2 separate regions of the Homo sapiens genome follow, and region 2 is linked to region 1. The links are chromatin loops, found by intact Hi-C in ENCODE. Cell type or tissue: breast epithelium. All regions are shown on one strand. Each heading gives the region's core, and the rest is flanking DNA. Links, peaks and the distances in the headings are about the cores only.

Evidence for each region. Hi-C counts contacts between places; a loop is a spot of excess contacts. Peaks named below come from ENCODE experiments on the same cell type or tissue, not always from the same donor. Only the 100,000 strongest peaks of a DNase experiment are listed, where the experiment ranks them.
Region 2: a loop joins it to region 1, with 24 times the contacts of the local background. A loop is called at or near these places in 2 of 110 quality-filtered maps.

What each region holds. Positions count from the first base shown.
Region 1 is chr6:162,230,753-162,241,524 of GRCh38, reverse strand. All of the region lies in intron 3 of PRKN (parkin RBR E3 ubiquitin protein ligase), which reads left to right. LNCR-SMAL (lncRNA senescence and mitophagy associated regulator of PRKN) reads right to left here and starts at 6,745. Exons shown (of 2, transcript XR_943203.3): 1 at 6,607-6,745; 2 at 1,612-2,072. In breast epithelium, for the core only: no CTCF peak of the experiment used is centred there; no DNase peak of the experiment used is centred there.
Region 2 is chr6:162,296,693-162,307,464 of GRCh38, reverse strand. All of the region lies in intron 2 of PRKN (parkin RBR E3 ubiquitin protein ligase), which reads left to right. Among named protein-coding and RNA genes, the nearest start is that of LNCR-SMAL, 67 kb to the right of the region's middle. In breast epithelium, for the core only: no CTCF peak of the experiment used is centred there; no DNase peak of the experiment used is centred there.

The DNA of each region.
Region 1 (10,772 bases), core at 3,547-8,546:
TGTCTTAAAACACTTTAACCACTTCTCACTTCTCAATCACAACCTCTCTAATTCATTTATCTCCATAAAATGATCTTATCTCTACTTGAACTCATTACACTTTACTCAATTGCTTTATCTAGCAATTTATTATGCCAATTCTATGTCTTTTTTAATAAAGTAATGAATATCTAGATGCATTTCTCAAATACTGTTTGCGTTAGCAGTTATATATTGTATCCTTAAGATTTGGTGCTATTTACTTACAATAACATTCTTTCACAAATCTAAATAATGTAGAAAACCTCTTAAGGAAATCAAAATCCAGTTATATTTTCCTACATGATAGACTAAAATAATAATGATGATGATAACAGTAATTGTAAAGGCATCATAAAAGACATTAGACAGAATTGCAGTAGAAGAGGAAAATGGGTCAGAATAACTTGTTAAGTTTTAATCAACTTTAACATACATTTTCTAATTTAAATTTCTAACATTGAAAGGAAATTTAAAAAGTCAACTCCAAATCTGCTTTAGAGTAAAATGGCTAAAGTGCCTAGGAGAGATGGAGGCAGGGCAGTTCTATAGTCTTCACCACAGTGATTCTTTCACCTTCTTCAAAACATCATTCTAGATGTTTTATGCTTCACCTTTTTATCAGTGTATATGAGTGAAAACTCATCATATATGAAAAAGAGGCCTCCAAATGTGTTGAACTGAATGGTACTTTGGTAGGTAACTCTACTCTTAAGTATTGATTTATTTCCCTCTCTTTTCTCAGTTTTAATGGGTTCACCCTAATGCTTTAGCATTTACTCTTCACTGGGATTTGGACGCAATTATACAGCTACAGGTTGACTTCTATGGTCTTGATTCCCTTGCTGTGAATAAGGAGGTAAACAATCAGTATGATTTTTCAATGTACAGGACAACTTTGCATGGTGTTATTGTTACTTCCTACAATTAATATTTCTATATTTATTAAATATGCTTCTCCCACAGGCTTCATTTGCTAGCCTAATTTTTCAAAATAGAAATAAGTTAATTGCTTCTAATCAGTAGGTAGCCATGAGACACATAGCAATTTTTCGTTAATATCTCTAAATTTTTCCCAAATGATGAAATTCCTCTTAAAAGTAAAAACATTGCTGCCAGTCCACACATAGGGCATGCGTGGGAAGGAAAGAAGGAGACTGAGAAATGTTGGAAGGTCTGTTCTGTAACAGCTTTTATACCGCAAGATGTCATTTGCATAGTCTTCGAAAACACTTATTGGATGATAGAATTAATAATATACTTTCAAAGATCTTATTTTAAAAAATTTTTAATTGTTTTTCTCTGGCTCCTCATTTGCTCAGAGCTGCTGGGGAGCTTCCCCCGACTCCTTGAAACAAACCTTAATGGCTTGGTTAGCAAAGTGTCATTCAAACCTGAGCGTAAAACCTGCCGGTTGGGATTATTGACATTCGTGAACAAATGCAAATGTTATAAATTTCTTAACCTTCATAAAGATTTACTATGATGTGACCTTGGACCTGGCCATAGATCTCATGAGAACAGTATGGGGAAGTAGTACTCATGCTGTTATATTAGGAAGATAACTTGTGAACACAGACTGAAGCCAACATCTGGGAGGCCTGGGTTATTGTTTTATTTTTGTTTTGGCTTTATTGTTTTAAGACAGCTAAGTTGTATAGAGTAGTGATTGGACCAAAATATTAAAAATATAAAAATAGTCGAGCCCACTGGAGGCCATGAGAACACCCGTTTCAGCTGGTGGTCTTGGTGGTCTTCTACTCATGCCATTCTCCCTAATTAGCTTTGCACTGTAATGCCTGGGAATGGGCTGCAAGCAGAATTCTCAGGAGGCTTTTGCTCTTACGCTGAACATAGTCTTGAACTTTCTCACCCATTTGTTCTGGGTTCTTTCCTTTTCATGGGTTCTCCTGACATGCAGTTGAGACGCTCCTCAACTCCCACGAAGCCGAGATGCCGTGGGAGTGGAAGTGGGTTGTATCACAGCTCTGCGCTGCGTTGGATGGCTGACTCTGGGCTTGCCGCTTAACCATGCCGGGCCTCTATTTAATCATCTATAAAATGGAAAAAATGAAACCTTTACATCATAAAATAATATGTCTTTTAGGGATTTATGCTCAAATATCTTGCATTACAAAATAGTTAAAGAGGTTTGTAGGAATCTATAAAATGTAACAAAACAGAAACAAATTAGAGCCAGGAAAAATATAGATAAAATAGAAAATAAAATCTGGGGAGATGAGTCGGCCAACCTGCAAGCTGTGTTCCTGCTCAGTGAGAAAGGCTTGTGGACAAATGTAGTTCCAGTTTTCCAGGAGATGAGCTTGCCATAGAGACGTATTACTACATACCATCAAATCCATAGTGTACTTACTATACTAATTGTATTCAGTGATTTATCTAAAATATTACATTTAAGCATTTCCCTCCTTCTCTGAAGTGTACATTCAGAGAAGTATGCTAGCGTTTTCTCTGGTCATTTGTTGGATACTTGTGCGCTTCATTTTGTGCATCATTAAGGAAATGTCAGTGATCATGGTGGTCTCCAGTATCATAGTAAGTAAACCCTTCTGTCACTGGTGCACAGCCACGACCAGAGGAGACCCCCTTCGGGCACTGCACACGTGGCCCGTGCCTCGGCATCATCCTTTGCTTCCTGCTCCACGTGCCTTGCTGCCCACACAGCTGTGCCTGGCACATTGTACCTCCAGTGGCTCTGGGCAATGTGTGGGGAGTGGACATTTCAGAGTCTACTCTGAGTCTTCTTTCTGTTTCTCTAAACCAGAAAAACAACAGAATATTCTAGGTCACAACCAATGCAGCAGAATGAATAAAAGGGTGAACTTTGGGGTCAGCCAGGTAGTGGGTCCTGGCCCAGTCATCTGGCCTCATAGAAGGCCACTTAACTCCCAGGGTCTTGGCTCCTTTTCCAGAAACAAGGAATACTAACGTCTTCCTTGGGTTTTTATTTTAAGAATTATGTATGTAAGTTGCTTTGTCTAGGCTTGATCAGAATTAGAGCTTATGTCTTCATTACAAGCTATTAACATATTTATGTATAGTCACGTGTCACTTAATGACAACATACTTCTGAAAAACACATGGTTAGACAATCTTCTTGTTGTGCAAACAACATAGAGTATACTTACACAAATCTAGATGGTATAGCCTACTGCACACCTGGGCTGTACGGTGTAGCCTATTGCCCCTAGACAACAAACCCATGCAGCATGTTTCTGTACTGAATACTGCAGGCAACTGTAACACAATGGAGAGTATTTTTGTATCTAAACATTAAAAAGTAGGGTAAAATACAAAATACCACCATATACACATGCCATGATTGATGCAGATGGGGCACATGACTGTATGTTATAGATTTAAAATACCAAACACATATACAAGCCATATGGCAAAGTATGACAGTTGGTACAATTGTAATTATTAACAACTCATTCATTTTGCTGATGAGGATATTGAGAGGAGTGCAACTACAATTCAGGTTTCCTATTTCTTCCTCATGGCTTCTTTGTAACCTACCACGTGCTCTCTACCTGGATAATGTAATATGTGCGTTCTTGCGTGTATGTACAGGGACAAAGGAGATCCTCTGGTCCCTGGACTGAGACTGCCTGTTTTCTTTCCCACCAGATGGCCAGTACGTATCTGGGAGAGATAATGAAATGCACCCTCCTACCTCACTTTTTTTTTTTTAACCAAATATCTGATATTAAAATATCAGATATGCATTTATGACAGTTCATGTTCACAGTGAAACAAAGCACCCTAAACCCACTGCCTTTTTGAATCCTTTTGGTGACTGCTTGCTTATTGCTAAAATGTTCTTCCTTAAAACTGGGATGCCATAAGCATGCCTCCTTTCTCCACCTTCTTTTTGTGATTGACAGGTAAGGCAGAACCCAAGAAGTATTTTCAACAAACTTATTTCTAGCCATTCGGCTGCCTTTGTTGTTGATAGGTAGAGCACTTCTCATTCCTAACAAAGTTGTTCAGAGGAGCACTGAGGCATTGCAAACATTTAACAGACCACTGGAGATAACATGAACAAAGAAACTTTCAATAATATGAAGAAGAAAAGCAAGAAATCATTATGTAAATTGTTTCACTTTGTGGTTAAGTGGTGGTGGTGGTGCTGTTTTGTTGTTGTTTTTATTCGCTTCACTGACTCTTTTTATGTACTAGGTCTTGCCCTATTGTTTGCATAAATTTCTTTCATGATTTAAAATTCTTTTTGTTTTCTAATAATCACATTTTTTTCCATGCTAAATTTATCTTTCCAAGTCATAAAGGAGATGTGATGAGAGACTAAGGAACAACCACCAGAACTATTCTAACCTCGTAAAAAGCATTTCTCATTAAAAACCCTGTCAAATAAAAAATAAATCTCAATTTAGTAAGAGTAGACGTTATTAGAAAGGATTATTGCAGGGGCTTAGGGATGGGCTATTCGAATAGTGGGAGGAGGATGGGTGCAATAGAAGAATGCTCTGACCATAAGATCTGCAGGCATCTCAAGGGTTAGGCAAAAGGGGCTTTTCTTTTCTTTTCTTTTCTTTCTTCTTTCTCTCTCCTTCCTTCCTTCCTTCCCTCCTTCTCTCTCTCTCTCTCCCATTCTTTCTCTCTCTTTCCTTCCTTCCTCTCCTTTCTTTCTCTCTCTCTCTGTCCCTCTCTCTCTCTTTCTTTCTTTTTTCGAAATGGAGTTTCTCTCTTGTCACCCAGGCGGAGTGCAATGGTGCAATCTCGGCTCACTGCAACCTCTGCGTCCCAGGTTCAAGCGATGCTCCTGCCTTAGCCTCCTGAGTAGCTGGGATTACAGTCATGTGCCATCATGCCCAGTTAATTTTTTTTTTTTTTGTATTTTTAGTAGAGATGGAGTTTCACCATGTTGGCCAGGCTGGTTTCAAACTCCTGACCTCCAGTGATCGGCCCATCTCGGCCTCCCAAAGTGCTAGGATACAGGCGTGAGCCACCACACCAAGCTTGGGCTTTCTTTTATACAGGGGAATAAACAAGCTAGTAAGAACTGGTGTGGAGGAGTGGGGTGGAAGAAAGACATATGGGATAGTAAATGAGAGAGGGTTTTACCCTAGGGCCAGCTTCTTCTCAGGAGAGGCTCTCTGCTGGCTGGGGTTGAGGTCAGGGTTCTGAGGATAGAGAGAACCTTCACCAAATTTAACCAATAAGCATTTCTGATTCATCAGTAGGGACAAGCAATCCAGCTAATCATTGTTGAGGCAAAGGATAGGAATTGGAAGTCTGGCCTTGTCCTATGTAGTCAACGGGTACAAGTGATATTAATGTCCCTTCCAGTTCCAAGTGCAGTTTAGTGCTTTGAGAATATTATTCAGAGATTCACTTATAGCAGTTACATTTTTACCAGTGTTAGGTGACACATCTAATTCATATGGGGAAAGGGGGACCTGGCAGTAAGCTGTTTTTGATCACACTGAAGGGTGAGGAGTTTCTTTCTTTCTTTCTTTCTTTCTTTCTTTCTTTCTTTCTTTCTTTCTTTCTTTCTTTCTTTCTTCCTTTCTTCCTTCCTTCCTTCCTTCCTTCCTTCCTTCCTTCCTTCCTTCCTTCCTTTCCTTCTTTCTTTCTTTCTCTCTCTTTCTTTCCGTCTTTTTCTTTCTTTCCTCCCTCCTTTCCTCCCTCCCTCTCTCTCTCTTTCTTTCTTTCTTTCTTTGAGACAGAGTCTTGCTCTGTCACCCAGGCTAGAGTGCAATGGTGCAATCTCGGCTCCCTGCAACCTCCACCTCCCGGCTTCAAGCAGTTCTCCTGCCTCAGCCTTCCGAGTAGCTGGGATTACAGGCACCAGCCACCGCGCTAGTTTTTGTATTTTTTTAGTAGAGACAGGGTTTCGCCATGTTGGCCAGGCTAGTCTCGAACTCCTGACCTCATGATCCACCTGCCTTGGCCTCCCAAAGTGCTGGGATTAGAGGCTTCAGCCACTGCGCCCGGCCATGAGGAGTATTTCTTTAATTTTCATTGTTTTCCAGGGGCTCAGACCTCAGGTAAAATTCAATCTTGACAATATGCATTCTTTATATGTAATGTTCGTAGATAGCTATAACATCATTTGTCCACAATATCAGAATGACGGAGGCATGTCGTAAGACTCATTTATGATAGTGCTGCAAGTCACATAGATATTCAAACAATATTAAACATCGCCTCCAGATAAGAATATTACCTGGCTAAAAAACAATAAGGCAATGTAATTATTACACAACTGGAAACACACTCAGATTCCCAGTTTACCTCTCACAGTAGAACTTTTAAAAGCAATCTGGACAGTAGGATTTAGTGGTAAGTTTTGGTTCTTCATATTTTAAATTTCAAAAAAACCTCACATAATAAAAGACAAATATCCCTTAAGCCTCTCATTCAGCTAGTTTCCTTTGTATAAGAAAAATAACATACTAATCCTTTTATACCATTTTTTTCATAAAGTTATATTTTATTCACCTAACACTGGTAAAAATGTCACTGCCATAAGAGAATCTCTGAATACTATTCCCAAAGCACTAAACTGCACTTGGAACTGGAAGGGACATTAATATCACTTACCACCCACTGCCAGTTGTTTTTCCAGATGAAAAAACTGGAGGCACATTGTGCCGATGTGCTGAAGTCCACATAGCCTGTTTGTCATGCTGTCATTTCTCCCACAGGACAGCTCTTCAAGTGATAACACAGACGGTGTCTGTCACCACAGTCTGCCCTCTATTCTTGGTTCTGCATCTGCAGATTCAACCAATCCATAAAAAATACTTGGTGGAAAAGCAGTAAAAAATAACAATAAATATAAAACATAATGCAAATTTTAAAATAAATATGAAAAGTATTAGCACAGCTCTTACCTTGTCATAGGTATTACAAGTCATCTAGAGATGATTTAAAGTATACAGTAGGATGTGTGTAGGCTATATGCAAATACTCTGTCATTTTATATCAAGGACTTGAGTGTCTGCAGACCGTCGTATCCATGGGCATCCTGGAACCAACCCTCCTCAGATCCTCAGGGACAACTCTATATTATGTTATATAACTAAATTAAAACATATGACTTGTGTCATTTCTTCCCTGGTAAATCTTTTCAATGAACCAACTGAATCAAACCTTTTAGTATATAAACTGAACTGAAATAAATCAAAATTCAGAATCCTAAAGCCAGCTCACTGGGGCCTGGCTCCACTTTTCCTCAGTTCTGTCTCCCCACCTCTGCCCCAACTCAGTGTGGCCCAGCCTTGACATGATGCCAGGGGCATTCTCCCTCTGAGTCCAAAACATTCTTAGTTGCAAATTGTCGTGTACCTGTTCTCACTTTCCCATAGTATCCTAACAACACATTCTCTGCTTTTTTCCCCCATCCTATGTTAGGTTCAATACTATGATTCTGAGCTGCATCTTTTTCTTTTCCTCATAGAATGTGTCAAAATCACATATTTATTTTTGTCATCAACTCTTCAGTATATGTCTTAGTCCATTTTCTGTTGCTATAATAGAATACCACAGTCTGGATAATCTGTTAATAAAATAAGTTTATTGGGCTCATGCTTCTAGAAGCTGGAAAGTCCAAGAGCATGCCACCGGCATCTGGTGAGGGCCTTCTTGCTGCCTCACATGGTTAGAGGACAAGAGCATGCATGTCCATTCGTATCTCCTTCTCTTCCTATGAAACCACCAGTCCTATCAGGGTGTCCCCTCTGCGATGACCTCATCTAATCCTAGTTACCTCCCAAATGCCCCACTTAAAATTAATATATGAGCTTGGGGATGAAGTTTCTAACCACATGAAATCTGGCGGACACGTCCAGTATTTCTTGAATGTTTAAATAAGTGAGTGTATTCAATAAAATGGCTTCCCCAAAAGTGGAAAATTTTTTCGTTAATTATTTTTTAATTGACCATCTTTGTCTATAAAATGAGGAGGAGGTTTTTTCTCCTCAGATATTAGAGTCATTTTAATGGCTTCACAGTATTTCACTTTCCATTAACATAACTGAGGCTATTAGTTTTTAATCCAGGTTTTTGCATTTGTGACACTGCATCAGTGAACATCTTGTATGTGCATATTTGTATAGCATTTCCTTAGAATAAGTTCCTTCAATCTGAATTACGAGATATGCATTATCTTGGTGTATTTTCAGTCAATACATTCCTTAATGTATCATATAGAAATACTTGCATATGCTTTGCTTTAAAAATGTCTATATTTTTTCTAGGATTCACATCCAAATAATAGCCAATATTAATGAATAACCTTTACATATAGATATTGGAGATGTTTTAAAAACCTCTTGGAGAGTTAATATTGAAATGACAAGATGTGCCTCTTTTTGCAGTATTCACATGACTTTTTGTACACAAGGGTGACTATAGGACTCTATCAATGGGTTTCTTTTAGAAGTCTCCATGTGGTATTATTTTACTGTAAGGAAATATAGTTGTTCATTAGTGCTCATGGTGATATTTGTGCAAAATAAATAAACACACTTTTATGCTGGTGTGTATTTCCTCTTTTACTCAATTATTTACCATGACTTTTTTTTTTACCCAAACATAAGTTTTAAATATTGATCTCTGTTAATGAGCTGCATCAGAAATTCTCCAATCTGTATTAATTAATATCCTCTAAAGCCTGTAGTTTACACACCACGCTTTGTGCAGATACTGGCATTAAACAGTCCTGTAACATATAAATGCATAGGAGGTCTTGGCGGGATTTTTTTTCTTACTTGATTAAGGCAGCCCCTGATCACTGACAAACTTGTCAAAGCCCCTGTGATCTAAAGACCTTGAATAAAGTCACAGCAGAGAGAAGAAAAAATCACACAAAGCCTTTTGCTAATATTAAAATGTTTGAAGTGACTGGCTTAATCTCAACCTTGAGGCAAATCAATGATTTCATACCAAGCGGCTGCTCCATTATATGCCTATCCTCAGAAAAGTGAAAGGAAAAGCAATTAATCCACCACTTCTGAGGAAAAGGGTCCATTTTCCCTGACATTCAACTGGCCATTTGATAAACTGAGCTATATTTAGTGAGGAAGATGGGGATGAACCCCCAGGAGTTGGGGAGTGAGGAGGAAAGGTCGCCTTTCTCCTGGTCATCATCCTTTTACCCCTGCAAAGGAAAGGAAGGCAGCCCCTGCAGAAGAAGGGGACAGTAGCCAGGCATGGGAGGGGAGCTGCAAAGGCCCTGAGCACATAGCCTTCAACAGGCACTGCAGGTCAGCAACAGTGCCGTGAGCTAGGCTCAGAAAATAGGAGTCAGGAGATGCAGAAATTGTCAGGCTAGCCAAATCCCTATGTGGCTGCTCATACCCTACATACCCCTCGTTTCGCATAATCTTGAGATAAAGCCTCTCTCCCTGTTCTGGGAAAGTGATACCTTATTCTGACACTATGTTAGAAATTGGCTTTCCAAGGGCTGTGAAATTAACCTCCCTGAGAGGTTAAGGGGTATGGAAGTGGTCACAGTGACAGACCCCCATCTCTAGGTGACAGGTGATGACACTATGATACTGTGGACACAGCAGCCTTAACCCAGCCAGGCCCTTATTAGTGAGGTGGGGCCAGAGAAATTACAGAGCACTGCATTTCCTTAGTTTTCCTTCTGTCTTCTCTGGGAGAGATTGCCTTGTTTAATTCATATATATTTTTCTCTCTCTGGGATGTAGTTAATCATTTGGGACAGCGGATCAGGTGGTTAAATTAGGCTTCCTGATTTGGGAATGAATAGGTAACTCTCTAATTTCACAATACCAAAACCTCAGCATATTCGGTATTAACCTATTGAATGGGATTACCACACAAGTATGATTTTCCTAGGACCGTGCTATGTGTATGGCTGTTATTTTCCCAAATGATCAAATTGTGATATTTCACTGTCCTAGATACAGATCCAGCAGGCAGCTGATACTGTCTGCTCTGTCTTTCCAGGATTCCCTCTCACACCTTATCACTTTGTTGCAGTTCTCAGTATAAATAAAATGCAGTTCCTCATCTGAAGAGATTTTGGGGAGTTAGGGAACACCACTGTTAAATTTTTTCCCAATGACTTCTTACCCATTTAAAAAGTATGCTTATCTATTTAGGCATAACTGAACTTCACATTCTCTGAAATCAATTTGTAATTACAAACACTATTTATAACACTGGGACAATAAATTTGGTTTTCCCTTTCAGAAAGTAAATTTTCTTTATAAACATTGAGAAATGTTAGTATTTCAGTTTACATGGAGGGTGATCAGGAGGGTTGGCTTCTGTATTAGGGAGGATCTCTCAGCTCTCTGAAATATTTTCTTTGGAAACTAACTGAGTTTAGAGGAGAGAGAGAAGGAGAGGGAGAAAGGAAAAGGAGAGAGAGAGGGAGGCATATTTATCTGAGGTTTCCAGTGAGGAGCGAATTTCCTCTTAATTTCTGAGAAAGCTGATAAGCTATCTATGGAATGCCTTCAGCACCTCCAGCATTTGTCGTACAGGAACCATCAGTCCAATGAATTTACATCACATTGGGGAGACAGGTGTCTGAACCCACGATGTTACTTTGAAATATTTTTTATGAGATAGAAAGAAGATCAGAAAGCTACAACAGAGATTTTAAGTTATTTTCAGATGGGCATGCATAGAATTTTTATAAAGTACTGCTTTAAAGAGCCATGGATACCTTCTCTTCACTGTGACTTGGTTTGCCTGGTGCAAGATAGGAGCAGTCAATTAACAGAGTT
Region 2 (10,772 bases), core at 3,445-8,444, 66 kb before region 1:
ACATAATTTGGTGCTTAATTTGCTGCTTAGTTATATCTAGTTGGTGTTTTTTTTTTTTTTTTTTATTGAGACGGTGTCTCTTTGCCGCCCAGGCTGGAGCGCAGTGGCATGGTCTCAGTTCACTGCAACCTCCACCTCCTGGGTTAAAGCGATTCTCCTGCCTCAGCTTCCTGAGTAGCTGGGATTATAGGCGCCCACCAGCATGACTGGCTAATTTTTGTATTTTTAGTGGAGATGGGATTTCACCATGTTGGCCAGGCTGGTCTCGAACTCTTGACCTCAAGTGATCCACTTGCCTTGGCTTCCCAAATTGAGGGGATTACAGGCACAAGCCACCACACCATCCCGCTAGCTGGTTTTGTTGTTGCTGTTTCAGATCCATGGTCTCACAATGTCCTCAGGAGCTGAATGTGACCTATAGGTGGGTGGGGATTGGCCCACAGATAGATAGTTTTAAAAATACAAATCTTGAATTTAATGCCAACATTGGAGAACTGGTTAATTACACATAAAAAGCAGGATTTCCATTTTCACTTGAGTTAAACAACACACCTGGACACACTGGTGATCGTGTCCATCGGTAGCATCAGCTGGAGTGGATGTGCTGGGCCTCAGCATTGGCAGCGTGCCTGGGCCTTTGAAACAGTTGCTCTTAGCTCTGCCTCGTTGGCCATAGGCATTTGAGGTTGTGGCCTAACCATGTCATTTCAGTTTTGTTACTAGCTAATAAATCCCTTGAAGTCAGAGATTGTCTAATAATTTTCTTCATTCTCCCACTGCCTGGCGTAGTACCGGACACATAGTAGTTGCTCAGTAAATTAATTTGTTCAAATACTTCCGTTGTGTGCAGCTGAGCATATACTGAGCTTCTCAAAGAGCCAGGGGAAAACAATTTTCACACAATTCACACAAATTAAATGATTAATCTTCGCAACTCCTTTTTGAGATTCACAGGGGATCTACAGCACGTGTAGGGATTAATTTATGGTGTGGAAAGAATAACATGTAATGAAAGTATTCCCAGCTGCACATTCAGGGAAGATTTAGATGCACAAGAAGTAATTACTCATATTGGAAATTGCCCCATAGGGGTTAACACCAGCTGATCATTTACTAGAAAGTGGCCTCCACAGAGAGGGGTGTCTGGTACTCTCTCCAGCCCTGCAGCCCCTTAGAACCATCATTTCTTGTGAACCAGCATTACCAAATTACCCGACACCCTCAGTCAGGCCATCTCTGACCATTGTACATCTTTTGTTATGTAGACTAGGGTTCATTTAGGGTTACTTCTTGTAGAATTCTTTTTCTGACCCATCTTTAATTGTATAAGAATATTTACAATATACTATTTGGGAGAAAGGGAACTTATGAAGATTATTTTCCATATATTTAAAAAATAATAGAAATAACCCAATTGTGTAATAAGGTTATAGAAGATTTGGTCCTAAGAACTTCTTTTTTATTTCCATTGTGAAATAGTCAAGGGAATTGAGCAAGAAAAAGATTAAAACATGTAAAAGAAAAGAGATGATATCAACATGTCATTAACATGACATTAACATGTATATATGTAAAATATGTATCTAAAACAGATATAGATACTATAGATAGGTGTATCTATATGATAAATGTATATATGGTTTTAGATATAGAATTTTCAGTATACTTACAAATAGTTCCAAAATCATATATATTGTGACAGATAATAATACTTTAAAATACACCAAAATAATACTTATTCAGCAATCAAATGCTAGTGACACAGAGACACTAGAAGTCAGAGCTGACAACATTGATTTAACAAAACTTAATTAGGAAACTAAAAACCAAAACATTTTTCTTATAAGAATGTCATGCACTCATAGTTTTCTTATCTTCAGTTTATGCAAAATTCTAGCTAATATGGCTTTTTGGACCCATGGTCTAAAAGCATTTGGAAATAAGAGCGAAGCTCGTTCAAGAATTATACTCTGACCCAGCAAGAAGTAAAAACAACTGGACATTGAGAAAAGATCAGAAACATTATATGAAACATACTCACAACTTTAAAAAAAAAGCAATGATAATTTTTTTAAAAAATTAGAGGTAGAATGGGGAAATCACATTATAAACATGTCATGTTTATCTTCATCTTTCTGGATGTATCATAATATTAACTTTTCGAGGTTTGGTAAAACCAAGCTAAGTTTCAGTGAATAGTGGCCTGGCACTTCCGTTTACAAAGACACTGAGGGCATAATTAGCCATGACATATTGGCAAACTTTTTTTTCCCTTTTATTTTCTATACTCTAAGATGTAGTGTTTTCCTTCTAAATTCAGTTCAAGTCTTCCTTCTGCAGCACTTTCCACTTCTGCTCCCAGTTTTATTTCTCCCTTGTGTGCAAATCTTGTTTGTAATACATAACTTGGTGCTTAGGTATCTCTAGTTGGCTTTGTTGTTCCATATCTGAGGTCTCACAATGTCCTCAGCAGCTGAATGTGACCTATAGATGGGTTGGGAGTGGCCCTCAGATAGTTTAGAAATAAATATCTTGAATTGAATGCCAATATTTGGAAACTGTTTGATTACATCTAAAAACCTGGATTTCCATTTTCACTTGAGTTAAACAACACATCTGACTACCCTGGCACTCACATCTGGCAGCAGCAGCTGGAGTGGAGGTGCTGGGTCCCAGCATTGGCAGCAGGGCCTCCAGGTCCCCAGGACCCTTGAGACAGTTGCTCTTAGCTATTTAGTAATTTTTGTTTATCTGGTACCCTTAAGTCTGTCTTTTCCCCATTTGTGTGAAAAGCCAGTGGAGTAACAAAATGTTGAAAAGTTCCCCAAGTCGTTAAAAGAGGATCATATATAAGTGTGGGGGAAGTATAGATAGATAGACAGGTAGATGGATAGATAGATAAATGGACAGATGGATAAATAGATAGATAGATAGATAGATAGATAGATAGATAGATAGATAGATAGATAGATAGAACTGGATGAGTCAAGCATTACATTTTAGTTATATGGAAAGTTTTTGGTTCCAAGAAGTATGTTTATGTGTGAAACAACTTTTTCTAATAGCCATAGGCAGCAGTGTTAAAATAAAGGTAACATTTTTAGGCCAGCAGTGGTCATTAACAAAGAGGGAAAAGTTTACTACAGTGAAGTTTCCATTTCTATAGTGTGTACATAGGAGAAAAAAACAGCATAAATAAAAGATGAAAACTGACTATTTAGACGAGTCATGAGTCCTGCCAAAATAATAGGGGATTGCGGCAACATAAGAGACGACCTTCAATCACTTAAATACCAACAACCCCTGCAATTCAGAGGTGAGGAAAAGGCCTATTCCAAATGAATTATAATCACTTGGATTACTTCTATTTCTTTTTTTTTCTCCCTTCACAGAGGTAATGATATCCATTTGAGATATAATTAGGTTTATTTGTTTCAGTATGTTTTCAGTTATAGGATTGTCCTGCCTTTGTTGACTGAATGTATTTGGACCTTTAACATATTTCCAGGAGCAAAATCTATACAAAAAATTCCCTGCAGAGAAGGCTGCCTCCCTCCTCATTCCTATCCTCCCATTGCCTCCTCCTGGCCCTCCACTACCTCCATCCACCACTTGTGTTCCATCAACGCCATGTTTCCAGCTTACTCTTCCTGAGCTTGTTTTCTTAAAGATAAGCAAATGTTTTCTTATTTTCCTTCTCTGTTAAGCAAAAGATAGCCAACTATACATGTATACTTTTAAAAACAATGTCTCCTTCCTGTGGTTTACAGACATCTTTTGTAAAGTAGAGATGAATTTTGACCAGTATAATTTGATATTCTTGCATAGAGATCTTTGTCTAATTTTTTTTTACAGCTTCCTAATCTTTATTAGTTTTAACCAATTTCCAATGAAAAAGCATCTCATCATTTCTAGTATACCCAGTAGGTACTTCAGTACATGTTTGTTAATTAATGAATTTATGAACAAGAAGTTCATAGATGCATAGATGCATCTCAAAGGTTTGGATTGATGGAGAGGAATTCTTCTTCATAAGTGGTTCTGAAAGGAATCGCATTGAACAGAGATGCACAGTGGAGCACTGAGAACATTGGCTTGCCTGAAACAAAAGTTTTTGTATTGCCAAATTGGGGGAATAGACTTGCTGTCTTAGGTGAGGCAAAAATCAAAGTTCTTTGAAAACTGGGTGTAAGTTTCAATGGCAGGAATTAACATGATAAGGGATAAAATAATATTTGGGCATAGTACTTATGGAACTTAACATTAGTTGATGTAAATGCTGCTAGATTTTCACTATTTAATAACTATTGCCATTAAAATATTGTGGATTTTTTTTACACCATAGCAGAACAAATAGTACTGAATTACCTTTCCAAATATGAGTAACTAGTTTTATGTTCTTTTGACAGTTTGGTTATGTTTCCAAAAGTCACGTAACTGCTTTCTCTGGGAAGTGTGTGTGTCTGTGTGTGTGTGTGTGTGTGTGTGTGTGTGTGTGTGTATGTTTAAGGCATATAATACTCACCCATAGGCCCTTAGCATTATGATAATGTTCAATGAGGTTGGTAAAAGGGCACCAAAATAATGAACTAATTGAACAAGAAATATAAATGTGGCAGTGGGAGGTGAATTAGAGGGTAACCAAGTAATGTTAGCTTTCTATGGCTGTGTAACAACTTACCACATATCTAGAGTCTTAAAGAGACCCCTGTTGGTGATCTCACCATTTCTGTAGCTCAGAAGTTTTGGCATAACATAGATAGATGTGTTCTGTGTTTGGAGTGCCACAAGATTGAAATCAAGGTGTCAATAAGGACTGAAATCTCATTAGGAGCTTGGGGTCATTCTCCAAGCTCAGGTAGCTGTGGCAGAATTCAATTCCTATGGTTGTAGGATTGAGGACTCCATTCCTCACTGGCTCTTCCCCGGGGACTGTCACCTGCCTGCATTCCGTGCCACAGTGAGTGCTCCCTTCATTTTCAAAGCTAACAATGAACAATCTGTTTCTTGTTGAATTTCTCTCATGATTGAAGTCTCCTTCACCAGGATGAGCTACGTCTCTTTTAAGGGGTAACTTGATTAGGTTAAGTCTAACTTAGGTTAATCCTTTCTTAAAGCTACCTATGTCTTATAACATAACCTAACAATAAGAGTGACATACCATCCTATTAATGGATTCCTCTCATACACAATAGGAGGGCATTAAATAAGGTTGAGCATCTACCTTGGGTCCAAGGTGGTAGATGATTATCGTGCTCTTTCAGGTGTGAGGTTATGAAGGCCTTTACTCAAGTGGTAGAGGGGGAGGATAAAATGACTAAATGCAAACACATTTTGAACAGAGTTATCAGTAAGACTTGCTTATCGGCTGGAGAAATGAGGAAGACAGGAATAGTGAAAAGTAGTTCAAACCAAATCAAACCATTGATTAATGCAAGGACACGAGAAAAGAAAATGTCTTTGACCAGGATGCCAATGAGTTTGGTTTGATACAAGTTTAGTCTAACAGGATATCAGAATGAGAATATTGCGTAGGTAGTTGGAAATACATTTGTGACTGTAGCACAAATAAGACCTGAGACCTGAAGAGACAGGTTTGGTGTACATCATATTGGAGATATAATCGAAGCATTGAGAATAAATATGCCTTTCAGGGAAAGTGAATTCTGCACCCCCCCCCCGCCCCGGCCAATTTATTTGCTGAAGTTTAACCTCCCCAGTGAGGCTGTATTTAGAGATAGGGTCTTTACCAAGGCAATTCATGTTAAACTAGGCTGTAAGTATTGGGCCCTAATGTAATAGGTCTGGCATGCTTTTAAGAAAAGGCAGAAATACCATGAGAGCACAAACACAGAGAAAAGGCTATGTGAGGACACAGCAAGACAATGGATATCTGAAGACCAACGCAGGAGGCCTCAGGAGAAACCAAACGTCCAGATACTTTGATTTTGGACTTGCAATCTGCAGAGCCACGAGAAAATCAGTGTCTGTTGTCTAGGCCGCCCTGTCAGTAGTGTTTGGTTATGGCATCCCTCACTGACTACTACAAAGACCAAATACAGTTCCTAAGAACAGACATATATTTAGGAGGCAAGAGCAGGCAAGTGAGTGAAAGGCAATCAGAAGTTTAAGAATGCTGAGTCTGCGTCTTTGACTATACTACAAAGATCAGTAGCCTTGGGGGTTAAATGGCCTGGAATCTGGTCTTCTCTCTTCCATGGACGCGCTACTTTACTTTGGCAAGCCTCTTTAGCTCCCAAAGCGCTTGATGCACAAAGGAGAAATCATAGTGCATATCTTCCTGGTCATTGGAAGGTTTAAAAAAGTTTTTGCATTTCTGTGGCCTTTTTTTTATGTTGATATATGTGTATACAATTAAACGATTTCTTCTATAAAAATCATGTATAAGAAGTACTAGATAAATATATTATCTCTTTTTTTCAGAAGTTATAAAACTGTGGAGTTCTGATTGCATCCATTAAAAAAAAATCTATTCTTCTTTAGTGCATGTCTGTGGATGTAGCTCCACCATCAGCTCCAGTTTGCTATTGGTGTTTAGGTACTGTCATCTGTGTCCTGACATGCATTTTATTTTGTTAATGTATAGGTTGAAGACAAGGTTGTTAATGGTTGTTGGTAGGTTGTCTACAAAAAGAATAAGTGGGTTACGATGGATCTGAGTACAGGTTACAGACCTCAAGCTTTGGTGCAATTCTGTTGCCTGTTAGTTGGTCCTGTGAAGATGTGGCAGCTCAGTGGTCTTTTGTCTACATCCTGGCTCTTGACTCTTTCTTGAGTGACTGAGCTTGCCCGATAAAGGTTAACTTTAGAGAAGTGAGGTGTTCTAATCTATGTTTGGTTGGTTCCAGGCCTCCTCTATTAAAGATGCATGTGGAAAACTTGAAAAGTATCCAGGTGAAAGGTTTAAAGAAGTCAAATAATTTAGACATAAAAAGAAAAAAAAAACGCAGAGAGCTGCATAACATTCTTCAGTCTCCATTAAGGAGACCTAAAATAAGCATTTTGCATGATCTTCTCTTTTAGAAACCTAAATGAGCTCCCAAAGATATTTAACTGGCATCAAGAGGTGGAATGGATAACTGTAATACCTTTTTCTCTGTTGGTCTTTGCAAATATGACAGCTTTTCACATCTCTGAAATAGTTTAGATGGATTCTGATAGAATGTGTTTTTTTTTTTAAAGAAGAAGAAAAGCCACTGTGTTCAGAAATAAGTTTTTAAAGGCCGACAAAACACATTGAATGTCATAGGCATTCCTATTCATGTTTGTATTCCATATTTTATGAAGTAATTGTGTATGTATAGCACTGTTGTATTATCCAGAGTAGATAGTTTCATAAATCATTTGCAGCTACTGCTCTGATTCTATAATGCTACTACACGTGTTCAGTACATTTTTGTATGAAAATTTCTGTATTATTAAAAAAAGACAGCAGAGAATGGAAAGCAAACATGAGTGTAACTCAGCACTAAGTATGTGGAAAAATACCATGAGTATTTTATATAAGTATGAAATGAATAAAGCTGTAGTGAAAGCTAGGATTTTCTGCATGGAAACATTGATTCAGATTTTATGTCATTTTGGTCTAGCTTTACTTTACTTTACAATTATGTGTAATTAGTTATTTGTTACAGATGTCTTTTGAACACCTGTGTGCTAAGCAGTAAGTGTGGTAGGTAGGAAGAATTCCTGCAAAGTGGCCTGCAGCCCACTGTATGGCCATGAAAACACAGACCTATAGACACACATATATATAAAGGAATAAATATATGTATATATTTATTTAAAGGAATAAATACATATATATATAAAGGATTAAATAAAGGGAAGTGATAATGTATAGTTTATATATATTTGCATAATTTAAAGCCAAGTTCACAATAATGATAATGAAAAGTTATATCTAATTAAATAGAAATGAGCCCCATATCTTCCAGTGACTTTATTCACTGAAGCCACTGAACACTTGGGTGCACCTGGGAAAAAAATAGACTGTTTTTATCGAAGAAGCTGCTCACAAAGAGGGAGAAAAGAATAGTGTTCTAGTGTGCCCATTCCACCTTCCACCTAAGGGTAAAAACCAGAATCTTACCCACCGGGAGAGACACTCAAGCGTTTCAGATTGGAAGTCTCCTCTATTCAGCCATTGGCCTCTCTGCCCCTGTTTCTGGCATTGAATCTAAGTCGGGAGCTCACAGTGAGCCGTGTCATGGGCAGCGTCCCACCATCCAGCACAGTGTCTCTGTCTGCCCGAAGGGGCTGAGATGCCTGATGCGTCTTCGCTGTTAAGGTTGGCATCTGAGATGTGTTCCAGCAGCTCTGCCTCCAGTTCACACCTCCTTGCAGCTTTCCCCAAGAGCAACCCTTTGCCCTGACCCTGTGAGCCCCTGTGGGCCATCCTCCCTTCAGCAAGGCCAACTCCTCTTTTCAGTGCAGTAGGATGTGGAGGCTCTTTTTAGCTCCTGGAAGAGCGGGGGCTGGAACCAGGCCCTCACTGTCTTGGACACACCAGGCCATCTCTTCTGCTCCCACATCAAGGCCCTCAGGGCACATGGCGGGGCAGCACCTCCCAGAGGTCCAGGCTTCCAGCCCTCCCCTCCTCCACCTGGCTCAGCCCTGGCTCTGGCTTTCTTTTCCTGTGCTCTGAGAATCTTATACAGCTCAGGATGGGCACAGGGTCAAGAAACAGCTTGCACCTCGGCAGTTTTTCCTTACCATTCTCCCTCTCCCCAAGATTGCTGCTTTCATCAAGGTGAAGGCCAAGAATTGTAAATATGTCCTCTGGTGCCTCCATGCTGACCTCATGGGGTTGGGGGGTGGGGGGTGGTGGGGGGGTGGGAGAGTCACTAAATTAGAGAGCATATGTCATCCTGAGGGGGAAATATCTTCATTAGTACTTCCTATTGTCACCCTTCCCTTCAGGGAAACATAACCCTGTAATTCCAGGGTGTGTCAGTTCAGATTCCAGAAGAAAACAGTACCCTCAGATAGGAGGCTGAAGAAAACAGTTTTAAAAAAAACAAAGAAGGATGTCAAGACACCTGAACTATTCATGGTGCGAAGCTGTTACTATTGTTAGGTCTTTAGGGACAAGAGGAATAAATGCTGTTCCCAGAGCTAATGAGAATTGGAGCCCTAGCAGAAGGGACATCTGGTGGATGGTAAATCCTAGAGGGTTGCAGTCCCCACCGGAACCAGAGATTTCAAGCAAGCAGGGCCAGGAAGGATGGAGGGAAGCCCCAGTCAATTTCTCTCTCTCTCTCTCTCTCTCTCCCCTCCGTCTGTACCCATTGACCTCCTGGTACCTCCCCTTGTCAAAACCCAACTGGAGGTTGCAGGACAAGGGAGCCCAAGTGATTTGGCCTGTGGGTGTCAACCTCTGAGGGCACAGAACAGAATCGGAAAGATGGAAGATGGATGGATGTGTAGTTGTGTGAAAATGGAGAATAATAGGACAGAGAATCCACTTCTAGCACCCACAGCTATAATCCTGATTTCACATATTTTGCTTGTTGTAACTACTGACATGAACATACTTGTCAGAATCTGAGACTTAATATTTAGTGTTGAGAGTATGATTTTTAGCTAGGACTGGGCATGGAGGTGTCACTGGACTGTAATTAATGAAGCAGGAAGGATGAAGAGCCCACAGTGGTATGTTGCTATATTGATACATTTATTTTTAGATGATTCAAGGAAATTTATTCTTTGTCTCTCCTTGTCCTATGTGGTTTTTAATTATATTTTTCTGAAAGTGAACTTAATAATAAGAATATTTTTTTTCTGTTACTCTGAGAACAACCACTATAGATTAAATGTGTTCATGTTACAGAATATATGAATATATTTTCTGATGGAGTTTAGATATGAACCCACAATAATTTCTTTGTGTTATTACACTGTATGCCTCCTAATTCATCTGTCCATTCATGTCACATCTATTCTTTTCACTCTTCAAACAGAAGTTCTTTCAAAATCCAATCTTGTAGAATTGTGCCTTTTTTCCTTCTTTGTGCCAGATGTGAAAGAATGCCTTACATGGTATCAGACACAGGTGGATGGATACCCTTGTGCAGATGGTTTAATTGGTACTTTGATATATCAATATTACTACCAGGATCTTGTAACGGATGCCATTGATGAAACTGCCACAGTTGAAAAGGACCCAGAGCTATTTTAGGTCCCATGTATATTCTTCAGCAGAGTGACCAATACCATCACAGCCAGCTGCCTTTGCGAAACTAAGATGCTTACAAAAAAAAAAAAAAAGAAAAGAAAAATTCTAGAATCTGATTAGCAGAGCTAAGCAGTTCCTGTTGTACTGACATGTAGGATTAAGCTATGGCTTGAAATTCACATGAAATCATGGGGATTAATTTCGACTGGGCCTTTTCTAGTTAACCATTCCAGCAGTTAACTCTTGGCCCCCTTTGCCATTAATTTTTTCCTTGTAGAAGTATGATTGGACACGTCATTTGCAATATGAGAGGCCTGGAGATGTACTTTATTTTTCAGATTTTATTCTTTTTTAAAAATGGATTAGAATGATAGATTTGGAAAGCTGAGGTGGCATGGAAACGATGCTTTTTTCTAGTTAACAGTAAATCCTTGGGTAGCTGAAGACATTCTGATTATTTTCACTTTGACTTTTCTAAGTGAAATTCAACATGAGTTTCCTTCCCCTTTTTAATTTTTGTCCTCAAGTAAGAAAATTTTCTTAAATACGTAAATTAATTGGCTTTTTTCCTGCT